2 separate regions of the Homo sapiens genome follow, and region 1 is linked to region 2. The links are chromatin loops, found by intact Hi-C in ENCODE. Cell type or tissue: Caco-2. All regions are shown on one strand. Links, peaks and the distances in the headings refer to the core of each region. The heading gives the core; the rest is flanking DNA.

Evidence for each region. Peaks named below come from ENCODE experiments on the same cell type or tissue, not always from the same donor. Only the 100,000 strongest peaks of a DNase experiment are listed, where the experiment ranks them.
Region 1: it touches region 2 in a loop (2.0-fold over the local background); 1 of 110 quality-filtered maps calls a loop at or near these places.

Annotation. Positions count from the first base shown.
Region 1 is chr2:150,083,490-150,096,552 of GRCh38, reverse strand. No RefSeq gene overlaps it. Among named protein-coding and RNA genes, the nearest start is that of LINC01818, 79 kb to the left of the region's middle. RefSeq lists a silencer at 12,912-13,063. In Caco-2, for the core only: no CTCF peak of the experiment used is centred there; DNase peaks (open chromatin) are centred at 6,322 and 7,752.
Region 2 is chr2:150,304,239-150,317,301 of GRCh38, reverse strand. All of the region lies in intron 2 of LINC01818 (long intergenic non-protein coding RNA 1818), which reads right to left. Among named protein-coding and RNA genes, the nearest start is that of LINC01817, 54 kb to the right of the region's middle. In Caco-2, for the core only: no CTCF peak of the experiment used is centred there; a DNase peak (open chromatin) is centred at 7,451.

The DNA.
Region 1 (13,063 bases), core at 2,228-10,227, 220 kb after region 2:
TTCATATAAATGGAATCATAGATTGTACTCTTTCGTATCTGACTTCTATCACTTAACAACATGTCAACAAAACTCCTCTATTTTGTTGTATGTAACAGTGTTCTGTTCTTTATGTTACTTTGAATATTCCATTCTTAATTATACCTCAATTCATTGACCCATTCTACTGATGATGTATGTTTGCGTTATTTACAGTTTGGGGCTGTTACAGTACCTGCATTATTGTATATGCCTCTGGGAGGAACTAAGCACTCGTTTCCATGGGGTGTGTTGCCAGGAGTAGAACTGCTGGGCCATGCATATGTTTACCAAAATGTTTTCTAATGCATTTGTACCAAGTTACACTTCTGTGTTTCTTAAATGACATGAAAGGTAAGATCATCTGAGTAATTTACTATCCTATATTTATCATTAAAGTATTTATTTACATAAAATTTTTTTAATGGAAGCTTTGACTTTGAGATTAAAACAAAATTACTGGCATTTTATTCTCCTCTTTGCTTTCTTGGACTACTTCTAATCTGTTGGACTTGGAGAGGTTCCATCTTTGTTCTTGCTATTTTCTCCACAGATACAAGATGATTCCTTTATGGCACTTTACTGTTGGTAATTTGTGTGTCTTGTACGTGCACTGGGGTGAATTGCTGGCAAGAGTATGTGCTACACTCCTCTATCTCCTACTGCATGTGTGGATAAGACCCTGACCAGCATCAGAGAGGGAGGGCCATGACTTACCCTATGTGTGAGCAGACATGAGACCCAGGAGGCTTGACAAAGGCAGTGTGATGTCTTCAACAGCATCTCATAAAACTCAGAGATGTGCAGCAACAAACTCAGTTCCAAATGCCATGGTCACCAGTACCTGTGCCTTCATCTTGTCACCTCTCCTCAGGATTTCATCATTAAACTTGCCCAGATAATTACCCTTGGTTGAGGTCAAGGTTCTGATTCTTAGTCAAGAAAACAAAATATCACTGGCAGCTCTGCCCAGCTGTATGTTTTAGCGATTCCAGATGTTCGAATCAAAGAAATACTGGCAACAATGTGCTGTCCAAACAAAAAGGAAATGAAATGTGCAGACTGTTTTCTAAACATTTCAAAGACCCTGGAAATGTAGCCAGCACCAAAATCAATATTTGTATTTTAGTCTCTGCTTAATTTGAACTATTAGAGCCTGCATCAAAGATAAAAGCCATCTGAAGTTGAATTTGTTTACTTTTTTTCCTCCATTATTATTTTTGTCCTTATTACTTTTTTTTGTAAAACACTTTGGAGCAAGCAGATGTTTAAGTGTTTTATTTTCAAGAGAAATATCTTTTTTTTTTTTAACCGGGAACATATATTGGAAGTTCTGTTCAAAATACATCATCTTATTATTTGTGGTTTAACAGTCTTTTAAATTTTTAACGTAATGAACCTAAACCAAAGGCAATTGGTACAAATTTGTACGAATTTGTTACTAATTTCATATATTTGTATGAATGTATACCCTTGAATAACAAAGCTATAATGCTTAGCAAAATGCTATGAGACATGCTTTTACTTTTTTGACCTCATTAGAAAATAACAATAAGAAATAATAAGTTATATTATACAAACATAACAACAGTCCATGTTAATTTATAACTTGGCTCTCTGATTATTTCACACAACCAGAATGTAAAAGAAAGTGAGAAATTAAGAGGAAATAAGTGGGCACTGTGTAGACTAAATAGACATATCAAAAGTCATAACAACATGTACTTTTAAGGATCATTTCAGGATTTCACTCAAAGCTGATTTACTCTTAATTTATGTGTAATCCTAACTAATTTGCTTTCAAATGCATGGTGGAAGAGAAAGACCCTTAGTGGGAGTTAGAAACAGTACCATAGGAAAACATGTCAATAGCAGTGAGAAATGATATCTAAAGCAAAAATGTTACAAAAACTATAAAAGCAATAGTAATTATTTTTATTACTAAAGCACAGCCGCAGCCGCTGTGACCCTTTTGTTTAGAGAAAATAGTATACCTACATGGGGCACATCTTGTGCCCTGCCTTTTTTTTTTTTTTTTTTTTTTTTGAGACAGAGTCTCACTGTGTTGCCCAGGCTGGAGTGCAGTGGCGCGATCTCGGCTCACTGCAAGCTCCACCTCCTGGGTTCACGCCATTTTCCTGCCTCAGCCTCCAGAGTAGCTGGGACTCCAGGCGCCTGCCACCACGCCTGGCTAATTTTTTTTTGTATTTTTAGTAGAGACGGGGTTTCACCATGTTAGCCAGGATGGTCTCAGTCTCCTGACCTCATTATCGGCCTGCCTCGGCCTCCCAAAGTGCCGGGATTACAGGCGTGAGCCACCACGCCTGGCCATGCCCTGTCTTTTTACTCTGGTAGTAGGCGTAGTGACTAGCTGCAGGCAGGTGTCACCTGAAAGCTCCTTACCTGGATTGTACTATATGGATCTCGCTTTCTACTTCAAGTCTTCTCTGGTATTATTACCACACTGGATGCCAAAAGGAGCCTGCTCGGCCATTCTTATGTGTGAGCAAACCTGGATTTAACAACATACCTGGAGGCCACCCTTGACCCATGGGGCAGGAGTCAGTGGATACAGCATTCCCCGTTCTGTTCCTTCGGCAGAAGTTCAAATATTAAACAATATTGAAGTTCATCCTGAGAGGGCCCCTTGCCAAAATCATACCTACTTGCCCACTGTGGGGAGTAGCTTGAGAATGACCCATGGGCTGCCTTTCCCTACTTCCCAGTTTCATTCTTTCCAGACTTCAACCTTTGTTTTCTGGGATTGCTTCCCAAAACTCACATCTACTACAAAGTTATAGTAATCAAAATAGCATGGTACTGTCACAAATACAGGCATCTAGAACAATGGGACAGAATAAAGGTCCCGGAATAAATTCACACATCTATACCCAACCGATTTTCAACAAAGGTCCCAAGAACATATAATGGAAAAATAATAGTTTCTTTAATTAATGGTGCTGGGAAAATTGGACCTTCATATACAAAAGAATGAAATTGGACCCTCATCTTATCCCATATACAAAATTCAACTAAAAACGGGTTAAAGATTTAAACATAAGAGAAAACATAAGGGAAAAACTTCTTGAACTTGGCCTGGACAAATATTTTTTTTTTAGATATAACCCCCAAAGCACAGGCAACACAAACAAAAATACATAAATGAGATTGCATCAAACTAAAAATCGTATGCACAGCAAAAGAAACAATCAACACAGTGAAGAGACAACTTACAGAATGGGAAAAAAATTGCAAGCCATACATCTGTTAATAGGCTAATACTCAAAATATATAAGGAACCCAACTCAATAGCAAGAAAATAAATAAATCAATTAAAAAATGGGAAATAACCTGAAAAGACATTTCTCAGAAGACATACAAATGACCAACAGGTATATATATGAAAAATGCTTACTATCTCTAATCATCAGAAAAAAAACAAACTATAATCATTAGATATAACCTCACACCTTTTAGCATGGCTGTTACCAAAGAGATAAGAGATAAGAGTTGGTAAAGATGTGGAGAAAAAGGAACTCTATACAATGTTGGTGGGAATGTAAATTAGTGCAGCCATATGGAAAGCAGTATGAAGCTTCCTTAAAAAATTACAAATAGAACCACCATATGATCCAGCAATTCCACGACTGGGTGCATATCCAAAGGAAACGAAATCAGTGTGTCAAGGAGATATCTGCACTCCCATGTTTATTGCAGCACTATTCACAATAGCCAAAATATAGAATCAACATAAGTGTCCATCAACAGATAAATGGATAAAGTAAATGTCATACCTATCCACAATGGAATATTATTTTGCCTTCAAACAGAATGAAATCTTGCATTTGTGACAATGTGGATGAACCTAGAGGATGTTGTATAAATAACCCAGGCACAGAAAGACAAATACTGTATAATCTCACTTATATGTGGGATCTTAAATAGTCAAACTCCTAAGAACAGAGAGTAAATGGTGGTTACCAGAGGCTGAAGATTGGGTGGCAACTGGCAACATACTGGTCAGTAGATACTACAGTTCAGTCAGATATGAAGAATAAGTTCAGGAGATCTATTGTGTAACATGATGACTATAACTAATGACAATGTTTTGCATACTGAAAAATTGCTAGGAGAGTAGATTTTAAATGTTCTCACCACAAAATAAAAATGATAAGTATATGTGGTAATAGATATGCTACTTAGCTTGATTTAGCCATTACACAATGTATACATATTTCTAAACATCATGTTTGACATCATAAATATGTACAATGTTTATTTTTTTTTTAAAAAGAGAACACCTAGCCTACAAGCCCTTGTTTCAGACTTTTTCCAGAGAAGCTGTACTAAGACAGTTGATACCTAGAAATGACCGTACAGCACAGACTCTCAGCATGGGGATTCAAGAATCAGGTCACTTGGCTTCTAGCCGCAGTACAATTGGCCCTGTCACTCAGCTCACAAGATTCAGCACATCTATTAGTATTAGAGGTTTCCATGGTGATTGGATGCCAGCCTCAATAAAAGAATCATGACAGAAGCAAAGAGCAGTTTAGAGCAAGGCTGGTCCTTGCGTGACAGAAAACTGCTCATTGTTGGCAAAGGAACTCCTTGCCTAATAGAGACTGGACTTCTGACGATGGGGTATCAATTAACTATGTAACCTGAGTCTACATGGTCCCATCAGATCTCCCAAGTCACAAGGTTAGGCAGTCCCCCAGCAATCTGTTGTTTGGTAGAAGTGGCACCTGTGCAAATTGGACCCTGGCAGATCTGGAGGACACAAGTAAGTTGAAGAGCAGTGATCCTTCTCTTATGTTGCTTCTCTGTGTCGTATTACTGCCTCCCTCTCACCTCACACCTCTGGCCTCATAGAGGTTCACGGCACCCAACTAACAGGAGGAAAGCAGTGTGCGTCTGCAACAGAAAAGGGTCAATTTTCGTCTAGGTGCTAGCTAGAAATAGCTGGTAGCTGCCCTACAGCCCCACTCGAGAATGGCCCTAAAAGGTGGTGAAGGTAAATCCTCCCTAGGGAAACTCAGTTCCTAATGAGGGGTATGGATTTGGGTGGACAGCTAGCAGTCTTTATCAATTCCCCTCTCTGCCTCCCATCCCCAAGTTATTTGATACTGACTATGGGAAAGGCATTATTCTAAGTAATTTTTATAGTCATCTCTGCAAATTAGGTATCATTCTGATATGAATTTTTTAAAAGTGACTAGGATAGGTTATTTTCTTAAGATCACACAGCTGTTAAGGGGGCTGCATGCCATGGACACCACAGCTCATGCTTTTTCTACTGTATTGTATTAATTATCTAGTATTGTAACATATATTATAGTTTCCAAAATGTTAAACTACAGTAACATATAATTTAAGCCAAAAAGATTAAAATGTATTTAGCACACCATTTAAGGGCATTAGGCAACATATATTTTACTTTAGAAAGATTTTAACCCAATCTAACCCAAGTGGTCAAAATTAAAAGCTTGGTGTTTATAAATATGGGTCTCCTCAAATCAAGAAAAACTCCAACTGTTATGAGTTTTAATTACTCATGGATTCAAGAGGATATGGATCTAGCAAGAGAGCTAAAAATAACACAGGGAAACTGATAACACAAAATTAAATTTGGGTTTCATCTTGACCAGTGATTAGCAAATTATGTTCTATGGAGCTCCAAGATTGTATAATTGTACCTCAAAGTATATCATAGGGTCACAGGCTGTCTTAACGTTTGGGCTTACTTATCTCCTTTAATAGAAATCCCACTTTTCTATTCTAAATGTTGAGATTCTACCTAAAATTACATTTCAAAAACAGATTTACTTCTATGAATATAAAATTAGTAAAGCACAATTGGAGAACTTCACATATACCATAGGAGTATATCAAAATACAGGGTTCCTCCATGCTTTAGAATAATTCATGAATTAGTACTCTGAAACACCAATGATTTCTAGTCCAACTAGAAGTTATTATTAGTTACCTGGCTAGTGGGATCCCTGCAGTAATATAGGCTATAACATCATAATAATCTTCTTTTCTAGTAATATGAACATAAATTTATCTGGGGCAGCTTTATACCTAAGTCGAGACTTGGCCCTGACTTTCTGTGGTTGTGGGAGTGAAAAGGATCAGACAAATAATATTTAAAATTGGCATTAGCAGAGTCCCATCTGCCCTGCTCTGCCTGCAATAAGAAGTGCTTTGCAGAGTTATGTCTGTGGCATTAGACTCTGCTAGGCAGGTGGAATTTGGCCCACAGGCCTAAAGCACTTAGAAAATGTTTCGGCAAGTAGAGATAGGAAGGCCTTTGATGTTGAGCATGGTTATTTGGATAAAGGAGGTGATACACAGCAGAATGTGCCTGAGCATCAAAGTGAGAGCACAGAAGCAGCAAGGGCTGCCTACAAAATGGAGCTCATTTTTCTAAGTCACACAGCAGCCTAAAGCATCCATTTGAATGCTGAGTAGTTTGAATAGCCATAAGAGTTGTTAGAAGACAGTCTTTAAGGTCATATTGAGTTACAGCAGACTTTAGGCTCATTTATTCTTTGGAAACATTACAAGAGCCTTAGCTTAACAATACTGTGAACAAGCAAAGTTTTCAGGTGTTATCAGTGTTAGATTTTTTCCAAGGCCATTTTTCTGCATTTCTTTCCTCTTTCTGTTTAGGTTATAGTTTTTCTCTAAACCAGGTGAGCCTCTATTGAGTAACGTATCTTCTAATAAGATCAATTTATCTTCCACTGACTTCTGCAACCATTTATGCTATTTTTAAAAGCTTCCAAAGTTAAAAATTTTCAAGATCTGCTATGAGCATCGAGATAAATCCCTTCATTAAGTAAAATCTTGTCTCGTTAAAAATAAAAAAGGAATTTCTAGGCCGGATGCGGTGGCTCACGCCTGTAATCTCAGCACTTTGGGAGGCCGAGGAGGGCGGGTTACAAGGTCAGGAGATCAAGACCATCCTGGCTAACACGGTGAAACCCCGTCTCTGCTAAAAATACAAAAAAAATTAGCCGGGCGTGGTGGCAGGCGCCTGTAGTCCCAGCTACTCGGGAGGCTGAGGCAGGAGAATGGCGTGAGCCTGGGAGGCAGAGCTTGCAGTGAGCAGAGATTGCACCATTGCACTCCAGCCTGGGTGACAGAGCAAGACTCCATCTCAAAAAAAAAAAAAAAAAAAAAAAAATTTCTACCTAAAACACAATATGAGCACACAAAAGCAAAAATGAAAACAAAAATTTCCAAATTATCCCACCCCTCTTCCTGGACAGCTCAGCCCCTACCCGACAACTGCTGAGGAAAGTGAGCAATGCCAACTAGGCAGTGTCTGCTCTATGCACCCCAAGCTCTCTGTCCCCATGGTCCTAAGTGTTATGGAGATGGGGTCATCAAAGGTTGGGGGTGGGGAAATCCCAGAAATGAGAAGAAGTTAATTGGACTACTGTGATTTACTTCCAAAAGAGGGAAAGAAAATTGTTAAGAGAAAAGGTCACAATAGGCAGCATGTGAGAAATGGTTTGAAAGTAAGAAAGGAGAGGGGCTAGAGAGTAGCTGTGCCCCTTGAACCTGGCAAGTTAGGGAGGGAGGGGACTGAAGAAAGGGAAGAGAGGAAAGTTCAGCCAATGCGTGAGGGTCTAGGCTGAAGAAGTTGCCGCCTTTCATCTGAACCCTTATCTCCCAGGCCCCATCCCCCATGCTCCTGCTTCTCAAAGGCTGAAGTTTATTAAAATGCAGATTCCAATTCCACAGGTCTGGAGTGGGTGGGAACTGGGTGTCTGCATTGCTTACACACTTCCAGTTGATGCTGCCCTGCAGGAAACCAAACTTTGAGTAACATATTTACACAAGCACTATTATCACACTCTGGAATGTCCTTCCAGAGACAGATGTTGACTACATAATTGTAACATGTTCATCAAGTTTTGTTAAAAGGTATAATAACATACTATATCAATGTTCTCCAGAGAAACAGATTCGGTAGGAGATATCTACCTATATAGAAAGATACTCTCTCACTCTCTCTATATATATAAAGTTATATACATACATAAAGTTATTATATAATTTATATATAAAGTTTTATATAAATACATTCATATATAATTATAAATGTATTTATATAAATATATATTTATAAATAAATGTATATATACACACACACACACATATATATATATGTATATAAAATGTGTCACCGGGAATGTGTAGAAACAGAAATTCTTACCCATTGTTACTGGATGTATAAATCAGCAAAGTTTATGTTTAGCATAATTTGTCAATTTCTATGAAAAGTAGAAATTTACATACCCCTTGACCAATATTTTCAGATCTAAGTATTTATACTACAGATATATTGATACATTGTCTTTGTAGTTCAAGACTCTTTTTTCAAGAATGTTTACTGCAGCATTGTTGTAAGAGCAAAGCGCTAAATATCCAATAATAAGAGAAAAGATATACATTTTATATATATACATATATATATAGAGAGAGAGATAGGAGATACCTATCTATATAGAGAGATCTGTATAGAGTATCTCTCTATATATGGATATCTTCTGTCCTCAACTCTCTCTACCTTTCCCTCTCTTATTATTATTTCTCTTATTATTGGATATTTAGCGCTTCTTTGCTGTTACAAAAATGCTGCAATAAACATTCTTGAAAAAAGAGTCTTGAATTACAAAGACAATGTATCAATATATCTGTAGTATAAATACTTAGATCTGAAAATATTGGTCAAGGGGTATGTAAATTTTTACTTTTCATAGAAATTGACAAATTATGCTAAACATAAACTTTGCTGATTTATACATCCAATAACAATGGGTAAGAATTTCTGTTTCTACACAATCCCGGTGACACACTATTTTACAAAATATTTTGACCCTTGCCACTTTGATACATGAAAAAAAAGTCTCCCTCAAGTTTTATTTTGAGGATAAACATTTTTCTCTTACATTTATAAACTGTATTCCTTTTCTTCTGCGTTTCTTGTCCATTTCTCTGGGATCATTGCTATTTTTTTCACTGATTTACTAGAGCTCAATGTATCTTATGGATATAGCCTTTTTCCATATACAATGCAAATATATTTTATTCTGGTATGTTTTGTCTTTTAAGTTTATGGTGTTTTAACCATGCAAATATTTTAATTTTTATGCAAAGAGTTTAATTTTATTATGTTTTCTGGGTTTTGTTTCTTACTCCACAGGCTTTTCCTCCAAGAAGCTATAAATAATTATCCTATATTTTCTCCTATTACTTATATAGTATCTCATTTTGCATTAAAACCTTTAAACCATTTTATTTATTTTTGTATAAAAAGTGTGATTAGAGACCCAACTTCTCAGTCTTACTCCTCTGGCTAGTTATTTGTTCCAATTCCATTTTTTTGATAATTCATTTTTTGATCACAATTAAATTTCACCATGTATTGGCTCTATTTATGAAATGTCTACTCTGGAAAATCTATTATAGAATGTTTATTACTGGTATCCTATAATATGTCTAATAATTAGAAGGCCTAGTATTTATTATTATTCTTATTCTTTGAAACTTTTCTGCAGTCTTATAAATTGGAATTCTTGTCAAAAATTATTGTTGGTATTTTGATTGTGACTGAATTAAAGTTATGAATTAATTAAGGGAGAAGGTCTATTTTGTATATTCTGAACAGAGGTGATATTACCCCTAAAAGGACAAAGATTGGTTTGGAGAGAAAAACACTTACTCTTTTTATGTTTAAAGAACAGATATATATGTAATAAATAAAAAAATATATATTTAGTATACCTGTAGTATTAAAATCTAATGGGAGGAAGTGATTAAGAAAAAAATATTTTTAAAAATCTCCTTAGAAAGACTACAATGAAAATACAGTCGAGAAACACTATTCTATTGATAGAAAGCTGATCACTGTTATCTGAGAATAAGTCACTTCTTCATATTTACTTAAGTCTTTTAGATGCAACAGTGAAGTTGTTGTTTTTGTTTTTGTTTTCTTCCAAATAGATCTGGGGCATTTGTTTCTAGGTATTTTACCTTTTTTTAATAGATGGAATTTTTATTCCATTATATTTTCCTACCAATTATGATTTACATTTAGAAAAACAATTGTATATTAATCTTCTACAGTCAAGCTACTGAATGTTTAATTATAATGGTGTTATAGTTGTTTTTCCTCATTTGTCAAAACTTATCTGCAAATAATAAAAATTGGCCAGGCGTGGTGGCTCACACCTGTAATCCCAGCACTTTGGGAGGCCAAGAGGGGTGGATCATGAGGTCGGGAGATTGAGACCATCCTGGCTAACACGGTGAAACCCTGTATCTACTAAAAATACAAAAAAATTAGCCAGGCATGGTGGTGGGCATCTGTAGTCCCAGCTACTTGGGAGGCTGAGGCAGGAGAATGGCGTGAACCCAGGAGACGGAGCTTGCAGTGAGCCGAGATCGCGCCACTGCACTCCAGCCTGGGCTACAGAGTGAGACTCCGTCTCAAAAAAAAATAAATAAATAAAATAATAATAATAAGTTAGCGTCATTCCTTCTAATCATTATGCTTCTTATTATTCTGTTTTGGCTAAGGGTATTTCTAATGCTTACAGAAAATTAAAACTAATAAAGATGGTAGACATCTAGCTTATATCTCATTTTAATGAAAATTTTTTTAGTATTTTACCATTGAGCTTATGTCGATTCAATGTTATTATTGGGAGATTATAAATCAATTTCTGTTATAAAAGACATTTATCAAATGCCTTTTGGCATTTATGGAGATAGTCAAATGAGTGCTGTCCTGGGATCTCTAATTATGCACATTGTGTTACTAGAGCACCGTATATTGAACTATCCCTGCATTCCTGGTATAAACTCCATATGTTTGTGGTACATTATCTTATAGCATGTGACTGTGGTTTATTTGACAATATGCTGCTTTTGGTTTTTGCTATAATAAAATAATGTTTTTATTTAATTTTATTGCACCATGCTATTTTGTCAGGTTTTGGTAACAGGAGCTTCATAAAACAAGTACATAAACTTTACCTTTTTTCTCTATTTTCAAAAACATTTTCCTTTTTTTTTTTTTTCATTTTATTTGAGATGGAGTCTGGCTCTGTCACCCAGGCTGGAGCCAATGGCATGATTTTAGCTCACTGCAACCTCCACCTTCTGGGTTCAAGTGATTCTCCTGTCTCAGCCTCCCAAGTAGCTGGGACAACAGGTGTGCACCACCATGTCTGGCTATTTTTTTTTTTATTTTTAGTAGAGACAGGGTTTCACCATGTCAGCCAGGCTGGTCTCAAACTCCTGACCTCAGGTGATCCAACCGCCTTGGCCTCCCAAAGTGCTGGGATTATGGGCGTGAGCCACCGCGCCCAGGCTGAAACATTTTCAGATAAGATTAGATTTCTTATTTCTTACAGATTTTATAGATTCAACTGTAAAAAATGTCTGAACCAAGTACTTTTGTTTTTGATGTTCTCCTGACAACTTTTTCATTTTAACTTCATATTTTTACCAGGATATATTTTGGCAATTTGTTCCTTTGAACCTAGCTTTCAAATTTTTTTTCTACAGAATGGAGCAAAGTAAAATTTCTTTGTATCTGTGCCTATTTTCTCTATTCTAATAGATAATTTTGTACATTCATGTTTTTTTCTCTCTTTATACACCATACCTTTGTTTATTTTTTATTAGTTTAGCTAATGGTTTGCTCTCTCTCTCTCTTCCCCCCACATTTTGCTCACTATTCCTCTATCTCTTTCTCTCTGTTCCTCTTGTTTTTGCTCTCATGATGTTTCTCTCTTTTTTTCTCTCCAGAAACCAAATCATGGACTCAATTAATAGTTTTATCTTTTGCTTCCTGTTTTCTAATTTACTTATTTCTACTATTTTATTTTTCTTTCTTCCTTTTTTCTTACATTTATTTAGTTGTCCTTTTCTCAACTTTAAAAATTTTATACTTTATTCACTTTTTTATGGAAAAAGTGGAAAAAGAGTTTTATTTTTGTAGAAAAAGAGGATTGTAAAAATACAGCATGAAGTAGATTTTCTACAGTGTCCTTTGAGGCTTTTAAGTAAGGATTCAGAATATTTTATTTATTCTTATTTGATGAACTGCTCTCATTTCAACCACATAACAAAATCAGACAGCATGTGTTGATTAGGGTTTTAAGCATTATTCAAATTGACTAAGAAAATTACACTTTCTTCAACATTTATTGATATTTCGAAAAAGAATATATAGTTATGTGATCTCACAAGTCTCCTAACCAAATATACCTTTCTTTCCATCATTGCAGGTCACTTGACCCTTACCTCTGGCTGTGGGGTAGTAAGTGTACTTGGCTGGGGATGTTAAGAAACTTTAATTCAATTCTTAGGGCATGCAGTAGGAAGTCCTCCTTGCCCTGCTGCCACCTTACAACCCCACTCTAACGTGACATCTCTTGCCATGCTACATTCTTACCTTGTTCCTCAGACCTGCAAGCAGATCGTTTTTAATGCCTGGACTCTAGTACTTCTCTTTTTTTTTTTTTTTTTTTTTTTTTTTTTGAGACGGAGTCTTGCTCTGTCACTCAGGCTGGAGTGCAGTGGCGCGATCTTGGCTCACTGCAAACTCTGCCTCCCAGGTTCAAGCGATTCTCCTGCCTCAGCCTCCTTAGTAGCTGGATTACAGGCACACGCCACCACGCCCAGCTAATTTTTGGGTTTTTAGTAGAGACGGAGTTTCACCATGTTGGCCAGGATGGTCTCAATTTCCTGACCTCGTGATTCTCCCACTTCGGCCTCTCAAAGTGCTCAGATTACAGGCGTGAGCCACCGTGCCCGGCCACTTCTCTTGATCCCATGTCTACTATCACTCTCCACTGAAGGTCAGTCTGCCTTGGTCTCCATGGCCTTCTCCAAACTGCCCAGCAGATAAGAGACTTCTGCTTTTAACACCATCCTGAAAGGCTGGGTCTTGTTATTCATTGACAGATTTTCGTATGTTCATTTATGCACATTTACTCATTCACCAGGCATGTAT
Region 2 (13,063 bases), core at 2,591-10,590:
AGGACATGAACTCATCCTTTTTTATGGCTGCATAGTATTCCATGGTGTATATGTGCCACATTTTCTTAATCCAGTCTATCATTGTTGGACATTTGGGTTGGTTCCAAGTCTTTGCTATTGTGAATAGTGCTGCAATAAACATACGTGTTCATGTGTTTTTATAGCAGCATGATTTATAGTCCTTTGGGTATATAACCAGTAATGGGATGGCTGTATCAAATGGTATTTCTAGTTCTAGATCCCTGAGGAATTGCCACACTGACTTCCACAATGGTTGAACTGGTTTACAGTCCCACCAACAGTGTAAAAGTGTTTCTTTTTCTCCACATCCTCTCCAGCACTGTTGTTTCCTGACTTTTTAATGATTGCCATTCTAACTGGTATGAGATGATATCTCATTGTGGTTTTGATTTGCATTTCTCTGATGGCCAGTGATGGTGAGCATTTTGGTAATTTATAGATTCAATGCCATCCCCATCAAGCTACCAATGACTTTCTTCACAGAATTGGAAAAAACTACTTTAAAGTTCATATGGAACCAAAAAAGAGCCTGCATTGCCAAGTCAATCCTAAGCCAAAAGAACAAAGCTGGAGGCATCACACTACCTGACTTCAAACTATACTACAAGGCTACAGTAACCAAAACAGCATGGTACTGGTACCAAAACAGAGATATAGATCAATGGAACAGAACAGTGTTGTTTCTTATATCTCCTGCCACACTGTCTTCCACAATTGTTGAACTAATTTACATTTCCACCAGCAGTGTAAAAGCATTCATTTTTCTCCATAAACTTGCCAGCAGCTGTTGTTTTTTTGACTTTTTAATAGTAGCTATTCTGAGTAGTTTGAGTTGGTATCTCATTGTGTATTAGATTTGCATTTCTCTAATGATCAGTGATGTTGAGCTTCTTTTCACATGTTTCTTGGCTGCATGTATGTCTTCTTTTGAAAAGTGTCTGTTCATGTCTTTTGCCCACTTTTTAATGGGGTTGTTTTTGTCTTGTAAATTTGTTTAGGTTCTGATAGATGCTGAATATTAGCCTTCGTCAGATAAATAGATTGCAAAAATCTTCTTTCACTCTGTAGGTTGTCTAGTTACTCTGTTGATAGTTTCTTTTTCTGTGCAGAAGCTCTTTAGTTTAATTAGATCCCATTTGTCAATTTTGGCTTTTGTTGCAATTGCTTTTGACATCTTTGTCATGAAATCTTTGCCCATGCCTATGTCCTGAATGGTATTGCCGAGGTTTTCTTCTAGGGTTTTTATAGTTTTGGGTTTTACATTTAAGTCTTTACTCTATCTCAAATTCATTTTTGTATATAGTGTATGGAAGAGGTCCAGTTTCAATTTTCTGCATATCACTAGCCAGTTCTCCCAGCACCATTTATTAAATAGGGAATCATTTCCCCATTGCTTGTTTTTGTAAGGTTTGTGGAAGATCAGATGGTTGTAGATGTGTGTGGTCTTATTTCTGGGTTCTCTTTTCTGTTCCATTGCTCTGTGTGCCTGTTTTGGTACAGTACCATGCCATTTTGGCAATTGTAGTACTGTAGTATAGTTTAAAGTTGGGTAGTGTGATGCCTCCAGCTTTTTTCTTTTTGCTTAGGATTTCCTTGGCTATTCTTTTTTGGTTTCATATAAATTTTAAAACAGTTTTTTCTAATGATGTGAAGAATGTCAGTGCTAGTTTAATGGGAATAGCATTGAATCTATAAATTGCTTTGGGCAATGTGGGCATTTTCATTATATTGATTCTTCCTATCTGTAAGCATGGAATGTTTTTACACTTTTTTGTGTCATCTCTGATTTAATGGAGCAGGGATTTGTAGTTCTCCCTGAAGAGGTTATTCACTTCCCTTGTTAGCTATATTCCTAGGTATTTTATTCTTTTTGTGGCAATTGTGAATAGGAGTTTATTTGTTATTTGGCTCTCTGCTTGCCTGTTGTTGGTGTATAGGAATGCTAGCAATTGTTGTACATTGATTTTGTATCCTGAGACTTTGCTGAAGTTGCTTATCGGACTAAGAAGCTTTTGGGGCCGGGTGCGGTGGCTCATGCCTGTAATCCCAGCACTTTGGGAGGCCGGGGCGGGTGGATCATGAGGTCAGGAGATCGAGACCATCCTGGCTAACATGGTGAAGCCCTGTCTCTACTAAAAATACAAAAAATTAGCCAGGCACGGTGGCAGGCACCTGTAGTCCCAGCTACTCCAGAGGATGAGGCAGGAGAATGGTGTGAACCTGGGAGGCGGAGCTTGCAGTGAGCTGAGATAGCACCACTGCAGTCTGGCCTGGACAAAAGAGCAAGACTCCATCTCAAAAAAAAAAAAAAAAAAAAAAAAAAAGAAGCTTTTGGGCTGAGATGATGAGGTTTTCTAGATATAAGATTATGTCATCTGCAAACAAAGATAGCTTGACTTCCTCTCTTCCTATTTGAATATTCTTTATTTCTTTCTCTGCCTGATTGCCCTGGCCAGAACTTTCAACATTATGTTGAATAGGAGTGGTGAGAGAGGGCATCCTTGTCTTATGCTGGTTTTCAAGGGGAATGCTCCCAGTTTTAGCCCGTTCAGTATGATATTGGCTGCAGGTCCAACATATATGGCTCTTATTATTTTGGGGTATGTTCCTTCAATATCTAGTTTATTGAGAATTTTAACATGAAGGGCTGTTGAATTTTATCAAAGGACTTTTCTAATACATCTATGGAGATAATCATGTGGTTTTTGTCTTTAGTTCTGTTTATGTGATGAATCACATTTATTGATTTGCATATGCTGAACCAATCTTGCATCCTGGGGATGAAGACCACTTCGGTTATAGTGGATATGCTTTTTGATGTGCTGCTGGATTCAGTTTGCCAGTATTTTGTTGAGGAATTTTGCATCGATGTTCATCAAAGATATTGACCTGAAGTTTTCCTTTTGTGTTGTATCTCTGCCTGGTTTTGGTATCAGGATGATCCTGGTCTCATAGAATGAGTTTTTCTTTTCAATTTTTTGAAATAGTTTCAGTAGAAATGCTATCAGCTCTTCTTTGTACCTGTGGTAGAATTCAGCTATGAATCCATCTGGTCCTGGAATTTTTTTGGTTGGTAGGATATTTATTACTGCCTCAATTTCAGAAATCATTATTGGTCTATTCAGGGATTCAATGTCTTCCTGGTTCAGACTTGGGAGAGTGCATGTGCCCAGGAATTTATCCATTTCTTCCAGGTTTTCTAGTTTATGTGCATAGATGTGTTTATAGTATTCTCTGATGGTTGTTTATTTCTGTGGGGTAAGCAGTGATAGGCCCCTTATCATTTCTGATTGTGTTTATTTGAATCTTCTCTCTTTTCTTCATTAGTTTAGCTAGCAGTCTATCTATTTTATTAATTTTTTACAAAAAACAACTCTTGGATTTGTTGATTTTTTTGAAGGGTTTTTTGTGTCTCTGTCTCCTTCAGTTCTTCTCTGAGCTTGGTTACTTATTGTCTTCTGCTAGCTTTAAAGTTTGTTTGCTCTTGGTTCTCTACTTCTTTTAGTTGTGATGTTAGTTGTTAACTTGAGAGCTTTCTAGCTTTCTAGCTTTTTGATGTGGGCATTTAGTTTCCCTCTTAACGCTACTTCAGCTGTGTCCCACATATTCTAGTACACTGTACTTTTGTTCTCATTAGTTTCAAAGAACTTTTTGATTTCTGCCCTAATGTCATTATTTACCCAAAAGTCATTCAGGAGCAGGTTGTTCAATTTCCATGTAGTTGCATGGTTTTTGGTGAATTTATTAATCTTGAGTTTTAATTTAATTGTGCTGTGGTCTGAGAGACTGTTTGTTATGATTTCAGTTACTTTGCATTTGCTGAGGAGTGTTTTACTTCCAATTATGTGAACAATTTTAGAATAGGTGTGGGGATGAAAAGAATGTATATTTCTGTTGTTTTCGGGTGGAGACGTCTGTCTTTTGGTGGAGATATCTGTCAGGTCCATTTGATCCAGAGCTGAGTCCAGGTCTTGACTATCTTGTTAATTTTCTGTCTCAATGATCTGTATAATACTGTCAATGGGGTGTTAAAGCCTCCCAGTATTATTGTTTGAGAATCTAAGTCTCTTGTCTAAGAACTTGCTTTATGAACCTTGGTGCTCCAGTATTGGGCACATATATATTTAGGTTAGTTAGCTCTTCTTGTTGAATTTACCCCTTTACCATTATGTCATGCCCTTCTTTGTCTTTTTTTATCTTTGTTGGTTTAAATTCTATTTTGTCAGAAGCTAAGATTGCAACCCCTGCTTTTTTCTGTTTTCCTTTTGCTTGGTAAATTTCCCTCCATCCCCTTATTTTGAATCTATTATGTGTCTTTGCATGTGAGATGGGTCTCCTGAAGACAGCATACCTATGAGTCTTGGTTATTTATCCAGCTTGCTATTCTGTATCTTTTATTAAAGGGATTTAGCACATTTACATTTAAGGTTAGTATTGCTATGTGTGGATTTGATCCTGTCATCATGATGCTAGCTGGTTATTTTATAGACTTGTTTATGTGGTTGCTTCATAGTGTCACTGGTCTGTGTACTTCAGTGTGTTTTTGTATTGGCTGGTAACCATTTCTCCTTTCCATATTCAGTGCTTCCTTCAGGAGCTCTTGGAAGGCAGGTCTGGTGGTAATGAATTCCCTTAGCATTTGCTTGTCTGAAAATGATCTTATTTCTCCACTTATGAAGCCTAGTTTGGCCAGATACGAAATTCTGGATTGGAAATTCTTTTTATTTTTTTAAGAATGTTGAGTATTGGCACCCAATCTCTCCTGGTTTGTAGGGTTTTCACTGAGAAGTCTGTGGTTAGTCAGATGGGCTTCTCTTTGTAGGTGACCTAGCCTTTCTCGCTTGCTGCCCTTAACCTTTTCACTTTCATTTTGGCCTTGGAGAATCTGAAGACCATATGTCTTTGGGATGAACTTCTCATGGAGTATCTTACTGGGGTTCTCTGCATTTCCTGAATTTGAATGTTGATCTTTGGAAGGGGTTTCTGCGCGGGGTGGGGGGGGGGGTCTTTTTTGTTGATGTTGATGTTGTTGCTTTCTGTTTGTTAGTTAGTCAGGCCCCTCTTCTGCAGGTCTGCTGCAGTTTGCTGGAGGTCCACTCCAAACCCTGTTCACCTGGGTATCACCAGAGGAGGCTGCAGAACAGCAAAGATTGCTATCTGCTCCTTCCTCTGGAAGCTTTGTCTCAGAGGGGCACCAGCTTGATGCCAGCCAGAACTCTCCTGTATGAGGTATCTGTTGATCCCTGTTGGGAGGTCTCTCCCAGTCAGGAGGCACAGGAGGCACAGGGGTCAGGGACCAACTTGAGGAGGCAGTCTGTCCCTTAGTAGAGCTGGTGTGCTGTGCTGGGGGAATCCCCCTTATCAGAATCAGCTGCTCTCTTCAGAGCCAGCAGGCCAGAAAGATTAAGTCCACTGAAGCTGCACCCACAGCCACCCCTTCCCTCAGGTGCTCTGTCCAGGGAGATGAGCCTTTTATCTGTAAGCCCGTGACTGGGGCTGCTGCCTTTCCTTCAGAGATGCCCTGCCCAAGTGAGAAGGAATGCAGAGAAGCAGTCTGGCCACAGCCGCATTGCCACACTGTGGTGAATTCTGCCTGGTCCAAACCTCCCAACCTCCTTGCACTGTCCGGGGAAAACTGCCTACTAAAGCCTCAGTAATTGTGGATACCCCTCCTCCCACCAAGCTCAATCATCCCAGGTCAACTTCAGACTGCTGTGCTGGCAGTGAGAATTTCAAGCCCATGGTTCTTAGCTTGCTGGGCTCTGTGGGACTGGGACCCACTGAGCAAGACCACTTGGCTCCCTGGCTTCAGCCTGTTTTCCAGGGGAGTGAACAGTTCTGTTTGTCTGGGGTTCCAGGCACCACTGGGGTATGAAAAAAACTGCTTGGTGCCTGCCCAAACAACCACCCAGTTTTGTGCTTAAAAACCAAGGCCCTGATGGTGTAGGCTCGTGAGGAAATCTCTTGTTCTGTGGATTGCAAAAACAGTGGGAAAAGCATAGTACTCGGGCTTGGTAGCACAGTACCTCAAGGCTTCCCTTGGCTGAGGGAGAGAGATCCCCCAGCTCCTTGCACTTCCCGGGTGAACTGATGCCCCACCCTGCTTCTGCTAGTTCTCCATGAGTTGTACCCACTTCCTAACCTGTCCCAATGAGATGAACTGGGTACCTCAGTTGGAAATGCAGAAATCACCCACCTTCTGCATTGGTCTCACTGGCAGCTGCAGACCAGAGCTGTTCCAATTTGGCCATCTTGGTCCCTTCCTATAATCCCATATTTCTCAGAGGTTTGTTCATTCCTTTTTATTTTTTTGCTCTGTTCTTATCTGGCTGTCTTTTTCAGAAAGATAGTCTTCAAGCTCTGAGATTCCTTCCTCCATTTGGTATATTCTGCTCTTAATACTTGTGATTACATTGTAAAGTTCTTAGAGTGTGTTTTTCAGCTCTATCAGGTCAGTTATGTTTCTCTCTAAACTGGCTACTTTGGCTGTCAGCTCCTTCATTGTGTTATCATGATTCTCAGCTTCTTTGCATTGGGTTACAACATGCTTCTTTAACCCAGCAAAGCTTGTTTTTATCCACATTCTGAAGCCTGCATTTGTCATTTCAGCCATCTCAGCCTCAGCCCAGTTCTGAGCCCTTGCTGGGGTGTTATGGCTATTTGGAGGAAAAGGGGCACTCCAGCTTTTTGAGTTTTCAGTGATTTTGCATTGACTCTGTCTCATCTTTATGGGCTTATCTACCTTTGATCTTTGACTTTCCTGACCTTTGGATAGGGTTGGGTTTTGTGGTTTTGTTGTTGTTTTCTTTCTTTCTTTTTTTTTCAGCCTGGCCACTCTTCCATAGGGCTGCTGCAGTTTGCTGGGGGTCTGCTCCACATCCTTATCACCTTGGTTTTTTCCCATACCTAGAGGTATCACCAATGAAGTCTGCAAAACAGCAAAGATGGCAACCTGCCCCTTCCTCTGAAAGCTCCATTTCAGTGGAGTACTCCATTTCAGTGGAGTACTGACATGTTGCCAGCCTGAACACACCTGTAGGAGGTGGCTGGATATACCTGTTGGGAGGTCTCACCCAGTCAGGAGAAATGGGATCAGGTACCCACTTAAAGAAGCAGTCTGGCTGTCTTTTGGTAGAGCAGCTGTGCTGTGTTGGGGATCCTGATCGTTAACCCCTGATTGTTTTGGGCTCTCCAAGGCCCACAGGCTGGACCTGCTGAGATGCTGGAACAGCCAATGTGGTGGCCTGCCCTGTCACCCAGGCACTCCATCCCAGGGAGAAATTAGAACTCTGTTGGCCATAGAACATGGAAAAGGGTGGCTGGAATCCCTGGCTGGGAGGACCTGCCCTGCAAGGAGGAGTGGATCAGAGTCCCAGTTACAGAAGCAGTCTGGCCACACCTTGACCAAACAACTGTGTTGTGCTGGGGAACTGCCTCTGCTCCTGTCGGCTTAAACTCTCCAAAGGCTGCAGGCTGGAATGGTTGAGTCATCCAAACAACCAAGGTCGTGTCCCACCCCTCCCCAGGGAGAGATCAGAGCTCTGTCCATAGAATATGGGCAGGTGGGGGTAGCTGGAGGCCCTGTCTGGGAGGTCCCACATAGTAAGGAGGAATGAATTGGGGTCCCGCTTAGAGAAACAGTCTGGCCACATTCTGGCAAAGCAGCTGTGCTGTGCTGGGGGGACCCTTCCTCATCTGGACTGTTTGGAGTCTCCAAAGCCCACAGGCTGGAATGGCTGAATTGACCAAACAGCAGAGATGGCAGTCCACTCCCCTGGGGACTCTGTTCCATCTCAGACAGTCTCCACCCTGTTGCTGGTGGCTGGCTGGAATTCCAAGACAGTGGGTCTCATCTTGTGATGTGCTATGGAAGTGGGGCTCACAGACTGTCACCACTCAGCCCCCTGGATTCAGCTCCCTTCCTAGGTGTATGCACATACCCTCTGCCTTGCCTGAACTACCTACACCCTTGCCAGGGATCCCAGGGTTGCAGTCTGTAAAGCTCCTTGGTCTCTGTGTGTGTATGAGCAGCTGCTCTGCTGAAACTCCACACAGCACTGTGTTTTGAACCCAAGGCTTTGGTGGCGTGGACCCACAAGGGGACCTCCAGATCCGTGGGTTGCAAAGATTTGTGGGAGAAGTGTGGTTTCCTGGGGTAACCCAATCACTCTCTGCTTCCCTTGGCTGGGGGTGGAGTTTCCCTTGGCTCATTGTTGCTCCCCAGTGGGCCATCGCCCCACCCTGCTTTTCTTTGATCTCCATGGGTCGAGTTGTTTCTCTGATCAGTCCCAGTGCAAGTACCTGGATATTTCAGTTGAAGGTCCTGTATTTATGTGCCTCATTTTTTTTTCCTTCTATGAGTGCCACAGACTGCAGCTGCTTCTAATCAACCATCTTGGCCCCAGCTTGATAACTTTTTAAAATTTCATTATTTCCCTCCTTTAAAATGTGCTTTGGGCATTTGGTTCCTTTAGTTTTGACCCTGGCTACATTATAGCTAGCACTATAGAATTCCAATGTACCTAAGAACTGTGCTGTTCTGTTTGATCCCAAGCCCTTTCCTGTCCCCATCTCTCTACTATATACCTATCTGAAATCAAAGAGAGTGTTAAAAACATAGGTAAGGGAGTGTAGAGACCTGACTCGCTATTCACAATTAGGAGGCCTTTATTGGAAAATGTATTTTCAATAAAGGCACAAATAAATATTTCCCAATATTATCAAAGGTGAAAGTAAGTGGGGAACATTTTTGCTTGTAGCCACACAACTCTGTAGGCAAATCAAGTTGATTCAGACCACCCCTTTGTCAGTGTTCAGTAAGATCTGCATAGTCATAACCATTGAGTGATCAGACAGGGGTGCCAGGGCTGAGCCCTAATGCCATTCCAAAACAAGCAGGTGTGAGAAGTGAGGAAATTAAGAAGTCTCATGCTGTCTGAGATAATTTTTTTCTCCCTTTAGGACAGACACTTATCCATTTTTGAAGGTCCAACTCTAGTCTTCTCTCCTTCATCAAACACAACGTCTTGAGCATTCTCTGACTTGCTAGAATTTTTCGTCACACTCCAAGTTAGTAATTTTATTTAAAATAAATTGGCTTGCTTTATGTTTTTGCTATTTTGGGGATCAATAAGACTGAAAGCTTCTTGAGTGTAGACATCAAAGCTTGTATTCCTTTTGCTGCCCTTATGTCTCAAGCAGAATATAAGGTAAGTGCTTGGTGAATGTTTATTAGTTAATAATGCAGGGAGCTTCTGTGTGAAATATTATTCTAAGCTTCATCATTAAAGGGAAATCAGCTCAATGATTAGTGACGATTAGCATGGACAACTTTTAAATATAGATATGTCAATAATTAAAATCCTTTTTAAAAAATAGTTCCCATATTTATATTTTTTTTGTTTCTAGGATGATCCTTAAAAGACTTGTTGGTAATGACAGTGAATGGGAGTCATGTGGCAGTGATCTGGTTCAGATCTGTGGCTTACTCAGGAAGGGGCAAATTGAGATCTCTGGGAGTTTTTATAGCCTCACCAATAAAAAAGAGGGTAATAGGCACTTTATCACCTCTATGAAGTGGTTTTCAGGAGGAAAGAAGGTAATATGCTTCCATGGTGCCTATTTTCTTTTCCAATATCTATTATAGTTCACATATTAGTATGTATTAGAGGTGGTGGTTTGTCAGAGCTCACTTGTACAGCCTTGCAAAAACTGATTTTTAAACTTTGGAGGATTTTGTGAGCTGACTGGTAAAGACTGCCATTATTAAAGATTATATAAATATATTTAAACTGACAACTAAATACATCATATTAAAATATATACAATAAATAATTAAAACTCATTATTTCCTAATTATTTTACTCCATTTTATTATTACTTGTGATTTTGAGGTTATTTCTATAACCTATTATGTAATGGTGTGCTGTTTTGCATTTCTTCCCAACTCTGCATTTACAGTGAGTCATGTTGTAAGCTTTAAATTGGGCATGATGAACGCATTTACACCATGAAAATCAGCAAATGCTACAAATGAAGGCTTTCTGTTCAGATAGCCAGCTTTTAAACATTATAATACACCATGGATATTTTACCCACTTAATTATTAGCAACTTGGGAAAAAATCTGGTGCCAAATATATTTTTATACATTCCAGTGTTGGGTGTGAGGTGCCATGTTTAATCTGGTGTGCATTAGAATCCACTGGACAGTTTAAAAATCCTTTTTTAAATCTGATTTTTTTTTCAGCTTAATGCCTCAACGTTTCATCTCCAAGATTTCAACTTAGTTGGTTTGGCTGGGTAATAAAGTATTCTTTAAAAATCTTCTTGTTGAATTTAAATATGCATTAAATTTAAAACTATTGATTTAAACATCACCTTGAAACTATTAGCCATTGAGCAAATGATTATTAAAGAATAAGTATGTTAAGAAACTATAAAAGCTATAATACACTATATGTAAGATAGAATATGATTCTTGTAAGAAAAATGCTACTTCAAAATTAGTTACTGTAGTTGTTCTCAAATGCTTGCCTAATTTCCAGTAGTGGAATCTAAGGAAGGGAACTCAGTATCTGGAGAAGGAGATAGGATGTAATCTTACTTCTCACTGGATACCCTTTTACTTTTATACCATAAACATAGGTTAGCCATTCAATACACATACACAAGTTTTTAATGATTTGTGTTGTAAAAATTGTTAGTGAGCAAATGAATGTTTTAAAAATACAGTTTTATGATTTATCAATCTGATTCTTGGAAGTTGACTAACCCTTCAAGGGTAGAGAAAATTAAAGCAGTGTTTTTTGTTTTGGAGTTGGTTGAAGCTCATGCACAGGATTACAGGTGGCCAATTACAGATGACAAATCACAGAATATTATTTTTAAAATACCTAGTTTTGGAAAAGCAAATCTGATTAAGAGAATGTAAGTACTATCTTGATATTGATTGGCTAAATCTTTGCTTAAAAGCAATAAAATATGTTAGTAGTTTTAAATTGGATATATGGGCACATCCAAACATTACAGGAAAATGGTCATCTAAAATATCACTGAGCAAGGTATTTTATAATGTTAGTTTCAATGTATGTTGCAATTTGTTTTACAAAGTTACATTCAAGTAAAGCTGTTTAACAGTAACTTTATAAGTTAAACAGAATTCATCATGCCAAATCTCCAACTCTAATCTTTTGTCATGTTATATCAAATGTAAGCAGTACATTTATATTTATAAAATTTTATAAAATTAATATAAAATTTCTATTTATTAAATGAGTTTCTTTATCTGAAGAGTGGGCATATTAATAGTGGCAAACTCATATGGTTACTATAAGCATTACTCAAATTAATACATGTAAATACCTAAACCAATGCTGTGCATAAATTGTGTTCAAAACATGTTTGCTAGCACTTATTTTATAGAAATAAAACTAAGTTCCAGAAAGACTAAGCAAATAGATCAATGTCACACAGGTTGTCAATAAAAGACCCAGGTACACTGAACATATTAAGTCCTTGATAATGACATAATTAAAACTACAACAAATTCAATTAGCACTATTCTAGGAAAAAACTAAAGCTTAATTTTCTTTAAAATTTTTACTTAAATCATTTTTATCCATTACAAAATCTAATATCTTTAAATAATATACACGTTTTATTTTAGTACTAAATTATGATTAATAAATAAATTATATCAAGATTAGATTTCCAAATTGACTTTGAAAAGCCTAGCATGTAGTCTATTTTTTTCCCCAGGGAAATTGAATTATTTAATTTTAAGTTGGATAATAACATTATAATTAACTGACTAATGTACATAGAAAAGTTAAAATAAATTTGACATTTAGTATAACTGGAATCTATTAAGAATCTATTGAACTTTTTTTCCACTGCCAATTACATTTAATGAAAGACAAATTTAGGAAACAAAATCCATTAAAAGTGCTCTATATGGCTTGGCACAGTGGCTCATGCCTTAATCCAAGCACTTTGGGAGGCCAAGGCAGGTGGATCGCCTGAGGTCAGGTGTTCAAGACCAACATAGCCAACGTGGAGAGATCCCGTCTCTACTAAAAATACAAAAGAATTAGCTGGGCGTGATGGCAGGTACCTGCAATCCCAGCGGCTTGGAAGGCTGAAGCAGGATAATCACTTGGACTCAGGAGGTGGAGGTCGCAGTGAGCTGAGATGGTGCCATTGCCCTCCAGCCTGGGCAACAAGAGTGAAACTCCATCTCAAAAAACAAACAAAAAAAGTGCTATATATTGGGTGTTCTACTTATAGTAATAGCAGGCTACTAAACTTGAAAAAAAAATCTAAAATAGAACACAGAAAAGGTGTATTAGAAAACAAGAGTGTGCCAAAGCCCAGGAGAAGAAAATCCAAAGGGATGAGATGAATATTTGGGGTGAGTTTACACTAAAGTAGTCATCCCATTCTTAAAGAGGTGGCTGAAAGTTGAGAACCTGAGCAGAGCTTTCAAGGTATACAGCATGAGGAACATTAGGAGAATAATAAATGGAGGTAGATCTGACCATCAAGGGGACCCTCAGGCCAGTGGTTCTTGACTAGGGGCAATTTTGTTGCCCCCAAGGCTGTTTGGCCATCACTGGAGACTTTTTAGTTATCAGAATTGTAATGTGGAGTGTGTTACTGAATGTAGGGGCTGGAGACCATGATGTTCCCAAACATTCTCCAATGTACAGGATAGCCCTCTACAACAAAGAATTATCTGGCCCAAAATAGTGCCAGTTTTGAGAAACCCTGTTCTAATCAATAAGGATTTAGATGAATACAATACAGATCAGCTTTAATGAGAACAGAAGTCTAGCTTTGAATTATCTCAATTTCTTATTGGAATAAGGTAGCATCCGATTGCTAGTGCACCTTGATTATCAATTTATCAGAGACAACAGTAAATTCTCTCTAGAATGAGGGTCAGCAAACTGCAGCCCTTAAGCTAAATCCAGCCAGATGACTGTTTTTAAATAAAGCTTTATTGGAACATAGCCAGGCTCATTCATTTATTTCCATATTTT